Linked DNA regions of Mus musculus: region 1 is linked to region 2. The links are chromatin contacts, found by Hi-C or POLR2A ChIA-PET in ENCODE. All regions are on one chromosome and are shown on one strand. Each heading gives the region's core, a stretch centred on a gene start or an enhancer-like site at or near the end of the contact. The rest is flanking DNA. Distances are from core to core; before and after follow the strand shown.

What was found. Hi-C counts contacts between places; a loop is a spot of excess contacts on that map. ChIA-PET counts read pairs that join two places held with the same protein, here RNA polymerase II (POLR2A).
Region 1: a loop to region 2 is called in a map of v-Abl transformed pro-B cells, with 2.5 times the contacts of the local background. The contact joins the promoter of Vdac1 here to the promoter of 0610009B22Rik in region 2. A Hi-C loop is called at or near these places in 1 of 37 maps with a recorded cell type or tissue (v-Abl transformed pro-B cells). POLR2A ChIA-PET finds 5 or more read pairs at or near these places in 1 of 5 experiments (embryonic stem cell).

Annotation. Positions count from the first base shown.
Region 1 is chr11:52,358,096-52,363,231 of GRCm38, reverse strand. It overlaps Vdac1 (voltage-dependent anion channel 1), which reads right to left and starts at 2,381. Exons shown (of 9, transcript NM_011694.6): 1 at 2,080-2,381. It overlaps Gm51894 (a long non-coding RNA gene), which reads left to right and starts at 4,650. Exons shown (of 2, transcript XR_003949674.1): 1 at 4,650-4,741; 2 at 4,889-5,136.
Region 2 is chr11:51,685,012-51,690,153 of GRCm38, reverse strand. It overlaps 0610009B22Rik (RIKEN cDNA 0610009B22 gene), which reads left to right and starts at 1,520. Exons shown (of 2, transcript NM_025319.2): 1 at 1,520-1,606; 2 at 4,062-4,769. The coding sequence starts at 4,085. The coding sequence ends at 4,507.

The DNA of each region.
Region 1 (5,136 bases), core at 1,132-3,631, 670 kb before region 2:
ATTACAGCTCTTATGACATCTATGACTCGGCTAGGACAGGATAGCTTCTAGAAGTGAGTGAGCTGTCTAGGTCATCTAATGGCTGTTTTAAGATTCCACGATTGAATGTGCACCTACCATGCCTGGGTAGTTAAGAGTGGTATGAAAGAAAAAAAAATGGAGAGAGAGCTCAGGGGTTACAAGTGCTTACTGCTGTGGCTGGAGAGATGGCTCAATGGTTAAGAGCACTGACTGCTCTTCTGAAGGTCCTGAATTCAAATCCCAGCAACCACATGGTGGCTCATAGCCATCCATAATGAGATCTGACGCCCTCTTCTGGAGTGTCTGAAGACAGCTACAGTGTACTTACATAAAATAATAAATAAATCTTAAAAAAAAAAAAAAAAAAAAAAAGAGTGCTTACTGCTGACAGCCAGGGCTATACAGAGAAGCCCTGTCTCAAAAAAACAAAACAAAACAAAAACAAAACAAACAAAAAAGTGCTTACTGCTTTTGCAGAAGACCCAGGTTCGATTCCCAGACCCACATGAGGCATCTCACACCTGCATGTATGTACATAAACTCACATAGGCACAAGCATGCACACATTAAATAGACATTTTTTAAAAATGAATTTACCCCACAGACCTTTCTTAACCACCTAATGTGTGCCAAGTGGTCCCACCCAAGTCCCTGAAGACAAGCCTGAGTTTGGCCCTTCAGTTTTGTCAGTCCCGAGAAAAGCAGGCAGGCCCTCCGCAGTTATGCCTGGCTTGCTAGTAAACAAGCCGGAGTTAAGCCCCTCACCCATATCTCTGGTCAAGGAAAGAGAAGTTTTGGACAGCACACACCTGAGCTAAGCCCACACTCTTCCTGCATTCTGGGTCTGCAGTCAGATTTAGTGCTCCAGCCTGACAGCTGTCAATCTGCAAACTGACAGTGTCTCGTGAATTATTCTCCAATGACTCAATACCTGGTGCTGCACAAATGCTTGCTTCTGACATTAGTAATAATGGCATTAAAATAATACGCCTGTATATTCATGGAGTCCCTTCCTGTACACCATGTGGAATAAAAAATAAAATAAAATAAAAGTCTGTGGAGGATGAGTTCAACCCTCCCCAAAAGCTCCTAGGTCTCCTAGGCAAATGTCAAGGTTTCTAAGGTGTCCTTGTGCATGCCCCAAGGCTTCGTGTTAATCGGATCATTTTATTCTTTCCCCCAAACTCAGTGAAGTGTATATAATTGCTCCTATTTCGCAGATGAGAAGATTGAAGTTTTAAATCTTCCTACCAGTGTGACCTTGGACAAACCGTGTAGAGTTGCGGGCCTCCAATCTGATGTCAGGCCCTGAAAACAGTTTCCAGAATGCACAGTTGCATTTGGCGACACAGAACACGGACTCCGTCCCCGAGGCCAAGGAGGCCAAGCGTATGGCTCCCTATGGGGTCTCGCTCTCAGTCCAGGCCCAGGTCCCTGTTCCTGCGGCCTAAGTCCACTCAGGGCAGCCCGTTCCGCCCGGGAAGACACTGGCATGCGCGGGAGGGACCCGGCGCCACCTACTCCGGGCGTGGGCCGGCTAGGGCGTGTAGGGGCTGGGGGATCCAGGGCATGGCCGTGCCTGGAGTTCGTCCTCTCGGCGGAGGAAGCTGGGTCTGCACAGGCCCTTGGAGCTGGTGGGGAAGGGCTTGGGCCGTGGGAGGGTCTCTACCAGATCCACACCGACGGGATCTAGAGCCAGAGGGCGCCGCCGGGAAGGTCACCTAGACCCGCGGCCCGCCGGGCCTCCACGCGGCCGCCCTTGCCCTTCCGCTCCTCGCATGTTCGAACCGCCCCTGGCTTCCAAATGCAGGTGCTCTGAACGCTCGAGCTAGAATCTGGGAGATCCGCTCTGCGCCCGCCCTCCAGGCCTCCTCTACAAGCCCGCTGCCCCTCCAGGCCCGCAATGATCGTCCCTGGTTCACCCTTCCCGGGGCCAAGCGCTTAGGCCCAGCGCCCTCGCCCGAACCTCCCTCGATCGCCTCCCTGGAGACTTCCCAGGAGCGCGACCCGAGGCCCTGGGGACTCAGGCATAGCCCAGGCCCTCTCCGCTGCGCCTACCTCGGAGGCGGTGACGGCGGGAGCAGCGGCAGCTACGGCGGGGGTTGCGGCGAGGAGGCTGGGAGCGCAGCGAACGGGCCGAGGGCGGAGCGGCGCAGATCGCGGCGGCGCGGACACGCCCCAGCTCTGCGCGCCGGACCCCGAAGCTCCGCCCTCGGCTCCACCCCGGACAGCGCCCAGACCAGTCTCGGGGTCTTCTTCCCACTCGCGAGCCGCGCTCTCGCCCTCTGCGGCTCTGTGATCATGTGTGGCCGCGCGTAAAGGCCTGCGTGCACTCTGGCACGGGGCGATAGGGAGGCGTGGGTCTGACGTGCGTGAGGTGTGTGCGTGCGCGGGGACACGCGGGTCACTGTTGCAGCCTCCAGGCTGCTGGAAGCATTTGGGAAGAGGGGGAGGGGAGCTTCCGGCACACAGAGCGGTGGCCTAGGGACCTCAGCGGATAGTGTCGCCGGAGTCGCCGAGGCTGCAAGTCACTCGGAGGCCCAGTGGGGACACTGGGCTCTGGAAGTGGCGCTGTATAGGTCAGAGCGGCTACTGTCCCCTCTGCTCCAACCTTGATTTCCGGAGCCTGCGACACGCCCGCGTGCGTCAGCGAGTCAGTTGCAAATTAAACTCTCCCGAGAGCCGGCTCCGCACTGTAAAGTTGCGTGCAATCTTCCCTAGTGTCAAAGCCTCTTTCCGCCATTTCCCAAGCATTTAAGAAATTAAAAAAGACAAAGTGGGTTTGTGAGACTGCGGAGTCTCGCTACGTGAGGTCACGCGGGTTCTGGATGTCTGCTTTCCTGCAGTGTAGAGAGGGCGGACACTTTTTCCCAGCCTGGTCTCAGCACGTGGCCTCCTGCCCTGTTGAGCGTGCCACACCAAGACTAACCAAATCAGGTTTGGAGAGTTTGTGAAATCACATGTGAGTGAAGACTTCACACCCTTTGCCTTCTACTAACAGACGTCCGAGGAGAATTCAGGCATTTGGGGTCCAGTAGAGGAGACGCCAGGTGGTTGCTCACAACCTGCTGTAGCTGAACAAGACAGCTGGGCATCCGCAGCCACTCTAGATTGAAAATGCTGTTCCGTGGGCTAAAGGAAGGGAACCAAGAGAGAGAGAGGCCGAGGAGAGGGAATGTAAGGGGGCCTAAGCCCATATCTAGTTAAGACTATGAGGGAAAGCCCTTCGAAATAGAATGTGGGCAAACAGATAGCTCCGTGGTACAGGGCTTGCTTTGCATTAGAAAGAACCTGTTCCCAAGTCTGCAGCTCTATCTACCCGGCAACAAACACCCAGCCCATTCCCGGAGTTAAAGCCAGGCAGGGAAAGCTGCTGAGTCACAGGGGCGTACAGGGAGGCAGAGTCGGAAGGACAAGACCTGGGGACACAAGATTTGTCTCCAAGAATCTTAACACTTGACCCAGAGCCCTGATGCCCAGGGCTGTGTGTCGTGGGTGGGCAGAAAGTCTGGCTTCTCGGAACTTCGCCCTGAGAGTCTTTCTTGGTTTTTTTTTTTGTTTTGTTTTATTTTTTGGGTTTTTTTTTTGTTTTTGTTTTTTGTTTGTTTGTTTGTTTGTTTTTTCCCGAGACAGGGTTTCTCTGTATAGCCTTGGCTGTCCTGGAACTAACACTGTAGACCAGGCCGGCCTCGAACTCAGAAATCCGCCTGCCTCTGCCTCCCAAGTGCTGGGATTAAAGGCGGTGTGCGCCACCTCCGTTCAGCGCCCTGGGAGTCTTGGTTTTAATTTAAAATGAATGGAGATGCAGAGGACTGGTAAGGCACTTACCTAAAACTCAGCGAGTGGCTTGTGTCACTTTTGCTGGGGAGACAGACAGCTATTTGCGGTAGAGAAGGCACAGATGACAGATTAAAGAATTCCACCCAAAGTCTACGTCGGCAAACCAGGGAAAGTGTTTAATTTATTTACAAGGTAACTCAAGGTAACTAAAAAGATCACCCCAAAGGCCCCCAACTAACAAACCTGCATGCATCCCTGGACCAATGCATGACTTATCAGCAGCTCAAGAGTTCCCTCTCCAGCAACTGTTGACTAGAGGGACCTCGTGAGTCCGATAGCTGGACTTCCCAAGCCATGTATGTTTTGGGTTTTGTTTGTTTGTTTGTTTGTTTGTTTTTAACTTTCTAGTGCTGAGGACTGAACCTGACTTTTATGAATCTCTTTCCTTCCAGAAGGGAAGGTTTTAAATCCAAAGAATTAGCCACACAAGAAAGGCAAAGAAAATCAGCCAGAATAGGGAGGAGACCTGGGAGCCCCTGGGATTGAAATCCAAGTGCACCAGAAATGTTATTCATTGATCTTTCTTCCCAGTCACAGCCTGCAGGGAGGGGAAAAGCAAGTCACCTTTTTTTTTTTTTTTTTAAACTGGACTCTGCCCAGCCTCCCCTCTACGGAGTCTGCCAAAGCTGATTGGCCTGAGACAGAAAACCTGATCCAAGCCTGGCCAGTCGGGTTCTTACTTGCAGATTCAAATTAAGAAATCCAGAAGCTTTAGGGAAACAGCAGGATGTCCTGAGTCTGCCAACTCCTCCGGCAGGCTTGCATCTCTGTTGGCCCAGAAAAGCAAGCAGAACACTGTGCAGTTGCAAGACGCTTTGAGCTCATTTCCTCATGGATCCCCCTCCTGAGTTTGGGGTCCCCAGAGCTACTTCAGTTCCATGTGAGTCCAGAGATGTCTTGTTGACTTGTGGGGATGGGCCAGTCCTGACCATAGTCCTGTTGGGGGTAAGTGACCCTATGTCACTTTTGTCCTGACCATAGGTCTGTTGGGATAAGTGACCCTATTTCACTTTTGTCTCATGCACAGGCTTCGTTGGAGTTGGAGCTGACAAGTGACAGAGTCCTCCTGCTCTCTTTCCCCTGACTCTGGGGAGGAATCACTGAGACCCTGGAGTTCTCTAGCTGTGAAAATAGACTAAAACTGACGCTAGGGTTAAGATTAGCTGTGCAGCTAGTGTGCACCTGCATCTGGCCTCTCCTGCTGTTTGCCAGCTACCTGAGTAATGGGTTGCTTGCTTGCTTGCTTTCCTTCTTTCTTTCTTTCTTTCTTTCTTT
Region 2 (5,142 bases), core at 271-2,770:
TACAAAGCCAAAAAGTGTTCTAACACATAAATATGCACACACTGACTTAGTTTCCTTAATTGGAAGTCAGGAAAGCAGTCAGCCTCAGTAATGGAAATTTGTGAGCTGCTACACAAAACAAACATGTTCATATTTCTACGGCTCAAATGATAACTGGAGACTTCTTGTAGCAGACACTTTTATTCCCTTCCTCCCTAACTCCCATTCCTATCAAGATGACCAGAGGTTTAGGACAATGACTTTTTTGTGCCTTCAATTTTGAAGGGAGATGAAATGGATGGATAAACATGCTGCTTATGTAGAAGTGGGCAGGTACCTGACCAAAGCAAAGGAGATGTAAGAAATCAGTTTTGTTATTTATCTATCAAAGGTAGGTAGGTAGTCTGCCATTGGCCAATATTCCAAAAATTTTCTTCACTACCGCCAATAAAAGAAAGCTGCTTCACTCAAACAAACAAACAAACAAACAAACATCTTCTCCACCTAGTAAAGTTTTGTTTATAAACCTCATGCATCCTTTCTCCCTCCTGAATTCCCTGCTGCCTGGAATACAGACCTTTAACTCCATTCCTCTAAGCTTATTCTTTCAGAACTAGCCAAGCATGAAGGTCGGACCCCAGCCACTGGGGAAAAGACACCATGATTTTGATCCTGAAACACCTTTTTTACAAATAGAACGTGCCTTGTAGAGCTACTTCGCTTTGTTTATGTTTCTAGCAAACACAAAACGAAAACAGAAATGCCAAACTTTATCTTTAGTCACTCTGTGGCCCCAGAGAGAAGTCAATGATTTTTAGCCAAAGTAGCTTCGAAATGTCTGTTTAAGGGAAGAAGGAATTCAGGACGCCAACGCTAGATAAGTCTCACTATAATAAACACATAAGGAAAACCTGTGAACAATGCAGACATACACTTGAAAGAGCAGAGTCCTTGATGATTAACAGCACCTAACACCAGTGATTTGCGCCCTAAACCACCCTCCCATTACGCATTTCCGCCCACGCATACGGCCAGCACCGTCTGGACACAAGCGCCCGGTGCTGCAACCTCCATTTTGCTTTCTGGCATTCTTGTAGTTAAAAGCTCCGCCTCACTTGGCAGTCTGGTCCACATCTCCCGCCAGGCTTCCGGTCTCTACACCTCCAGGCGAACGTCAGTGACAACATAAGCAAGTACGCGTGCGGTGAAGGCAAGGATTGCTCTAAGAGCCAGAGGAGGCCCGCGGGGACCCCGACGTCCCATGAGGCCTTGACCCAAGATGGCGGACAAAACCCTTAGCGCAGCCTTGCTCAGAGACGCATGTGCGCATGCCCGGTCGACTGAGCTGCCCTGATCCAAGATGGCGGCCGGACCGGGGCTGGGGACGGGCTTAGCGCGTTACTGAGCATGCTCAGTCTTCCGTCACTTGCGTCAGGTCGGCAGCCGGCGCAGGCCGCTCAGTCCTTCCCGGAGAGGCGGGAACATGTACGCATGCGCAGTGAGCAGTCTCGGCTAGTCGGTGGGCGGAGCTACCCCGCGGGGTGGACGTTGAGTGTGTGTGATGGCCGGCTGACCTGCTTTCCTCTTTGAGCTTGTCTGCCCCTGAACTAGAGGGAAGTCGGCTTAGGTGAGGTATTTATAGTTGTCAAAATCCCGCACTCGCCTGTGATCCCAGCGCTCAGGAGCCCGGAGGGATTGCCTCAAGTGCTGTAGGACAGCAAGACCCTGCCCAAAGCAAAAAGTCGGGAGCTAGAGACTGGGAAAGTGGGGGCCGTCCAGGGAGGCTGGGCACATACAGTTCAGTCACTTTCGTGGGTGCGTACTTTGAGTTTTCCTTGGGATTTGTGGCTCAGGGGCAGAGCCCTTGCCTAGCACCTGGAGGTTTGGGATTTGGTCCCCAGCACCAGAAATAAACAGTTAAAGAGGGGCAGTGTAAGATAATCGCAGCACTGGAAAGGGGGAGCTAGGGTAAGGAATTCAAGCCATTTTCTGATACTTGTAGGCCAGTCTGGGCTTCATAAGACCTTTTATTTTATTTTTTAAAAAAGGTTAATAACAAAATAAAATAGCAAAATGTACGGGTTTATTTAATGGACTCTGTCATCGTGTTGTAAATGAATCTGTGGGTAAATAGATGTATCGCCATCTTTAATAGCCCCAAAGCAAGGATGACAGTCCATCCTAGTATCTTTAGTTATCCTTTGGCAGGTTCATCCATGTGTTTTAATGTGGTTTTCAGCCCTTGTCACCCTCTCATCCCACACCCACTGAACCCCCTTTCCCTTCTATTTTCATATCTATACATTTTTTAAAATTATTATTATTGTGGATGTATGTGACACATCATGGGAGTGCCTGCTTGCTATATGGTACATGTGTAAGAGAGGACAACTTTGTGAAGTTGATCATCTCCTCCTCCTCCTCCTGTCTTCTTTCTTCTTGTGACAGAGTCTCTTTCTGTAGCCCTGACTGTCCTGGAACTTGCTTTGCAGAACAAGCTAGCTTTGAACTCACAGATCCTCTAGCCTCTGCCTACTGAGTTCTGGACTGAGCATGCGTGTGTACCCACTGAGTTTAACTTGGGTATTTATGGGTAGGGGTTTATTTATGGAGCATACACAATTTAATGGTGGATACACCAATGAGGAAAAACGAGTCCCCTGAACCAGCAGCCATTATTTACTTGTTTTCAAGAATAGGTGAGATTCTTTAATTCTTCGGAAATTTTTAGTGGAAACTTAGGTCCTCTGAAAGAGCAACCAATGATCTTAACCACCAAGACCTCCACTGAAAGCCTTGATTAAATTCCTAAAGCTATAGTTTTTATTTTATGACGTGTCTCTTAAACGATAGTCCCTTATCCTGGGTTTTTTGGTTTTTGGTTTTTGTTTTTTTTTTTTTTTTTTTTATCACTCTGGAACTAGCTGCTGGTCTATAGAAACCCATTTGTTTCTCTATTGATCTTGTTTCCTGTTGCCTTGCTAAGTCTGCCCTTACATGGTTCCATAGGACATTTTATGTATAAGATTATATCATCTTCAAATAGTTTGGACTTCATAGTCCAAATGCTTTTTATTTCTTTGTTTTGGTTTAGCTTTTGAAACAGTTTTTCTGTGTATCCCTGGCTGTCCTGGAACTAGATCTGTAGACCAGACTGGCCTTGAACGCACAGGAACTTGCCTGCCTCTGCCTCCCTGGTGCTGGGGCTGTCCCCACCCCCCAATGTAGTGATTTTTTTTTTTTAATTCTTCCCATTAACTTTGTTTCCCTGCCTGCTATCTCCAGTAAAGTACTCAATAGAAGTGGTAGAAGGGAGGTATACTTTCTGCATTCCTAAACTTTAGCCAAAGGATGGAGTTGTGATCTTTCCTTGTTTCTGGTTTTAAGAAAAAAGCTTTTAGTTTGTAGGATGTTGTTGTTTTGTTTTTAAAGACAGCATCTCAGACTTTAGCCCAGGCTGGCTGAAACTCACTATGTAGCCCAGGTGGTGGCCGCAAATCCCTGAGAGTCTTCCTGCCCCAGTCTCTCCCAGTGCTGGGATCGGGTGTAAGCTACCACTGCCCTGGTAGTCTTTGACAGTAACTGTAAAAAGTATTTTGGATTTGTTGATGGTGATGTCCTTTTTTTTTTTTTTTTTTCAGTTTAAGAAATTCCCTCTCAAACCCTGTGTGTGTGTGTGTGTGGAGGGGGGATTCCCTCTTTTTGTATTATTTTTTTTCAATCAATGGAAAGATGGTAGGTTTTTGCCAGGTTCATTTTCTGAACCTATCGAAATTATCCAGATGCTAAGCAGCTTTCCCTTTATTTCATAAATAGGACCAAAAAAAAAACCCAAAGATGTGGGAAATATGAATGCAAATTTAGTGTATGGTAGCTCTATCATTTTAAATCAGTGGGGAGGGGTAAAATGTTAATAAATATAGCTAGGTGTGGTGGCTAATGCCTGTAATACCAGCAGTTATGAGACTAAGGTAGAAAGGATTGGGTTTCAAGGCTAACCTGGGCTACAGAGTGAGACCCTGTCTCAAAAATAAGAATTTCATGAACTGACTTGGGGTTCATTTGCTGGTGTCTGACTCTAGGAGCCACATATAGACAGAAGACAATGTCTGGGAGCTTCTACTTCGTAATTGTTGGCCACCATGATAATCCGGTTTTTGAAATGGAATTTTTGCCAGCTGGGAAAGCAGAATCTAAAGATGAACACCGTCATCTGAACCAGTTCATAGCTCATGCTGCTCTGGACCTCGTCGACGAAAACATGTGGCTCTCCAACAACATGTACTTAAAAACTGTGGACAAATTCAATGAGTGGTTCGTCTCGGCGTTCGTCACGGCTGGGCACATGCGGCTCATCATGCTGCATGACGTGAGGCACGAGGATGGCATCAAGAACTTCTTCACTGACGTCTACGACTTATACATCAAATTTGCCATGAATCCCTTTTATGAACCCAATTCTCCTATTCGATCGAGTGCATTCGAAAGAAAAGTTCAGTTTCTTGGGAAGAAACATCTTTTAAACTAAATGCAGAAAAACTTCAGAATCACAGTGGGGTGTGCTCAGCAGTGGATGTATTGTAAATTACTTGATAAAGTAGCCTAGCAAACTCTTTATGTCTCAGCTTACCTGTATATCATGAAATTTCTCTTCTATTTAAAAATCTCATCTTTTCATGTTATCACTACTAGTAGTTACCTGTGAACAATTATCACTAATTTAATATTTTATTTCAAAATCAATAAGCCTATAACTTTTTGATTAAGAGAATTAAAAAATCTTAGATTCCTTTTATGTGTATGAATGCTTTTCCTGCATACATGTTCTTACCATCTTCATGACTAAGGGATCAGAGAGGGCATGGGATCCCCAGGAATTGGGCCTACTGATGGTTAGGAAGTCCCCGTGTGGGTGTTGCCAATCAAACCTGCAAGAACAACTGTCAAACCAGTAAAGCCCCCTCTCCAGCCCCTTCCTGAGATGAAGTTATAATGTAAAGGTTCAGAAACTAATGCTGGGGTGGCTCTGTGGTTAAGAGCATGTTCTGTTCTTCCAGAGCACCCACATCAGGCAGGTTACAACCATCTGCTCTGCACTAGGTGCGTTGCGATGCAGACACACACCAGTATACATAGTTAAAGGTAAGCCCAGCACTCAGGCAC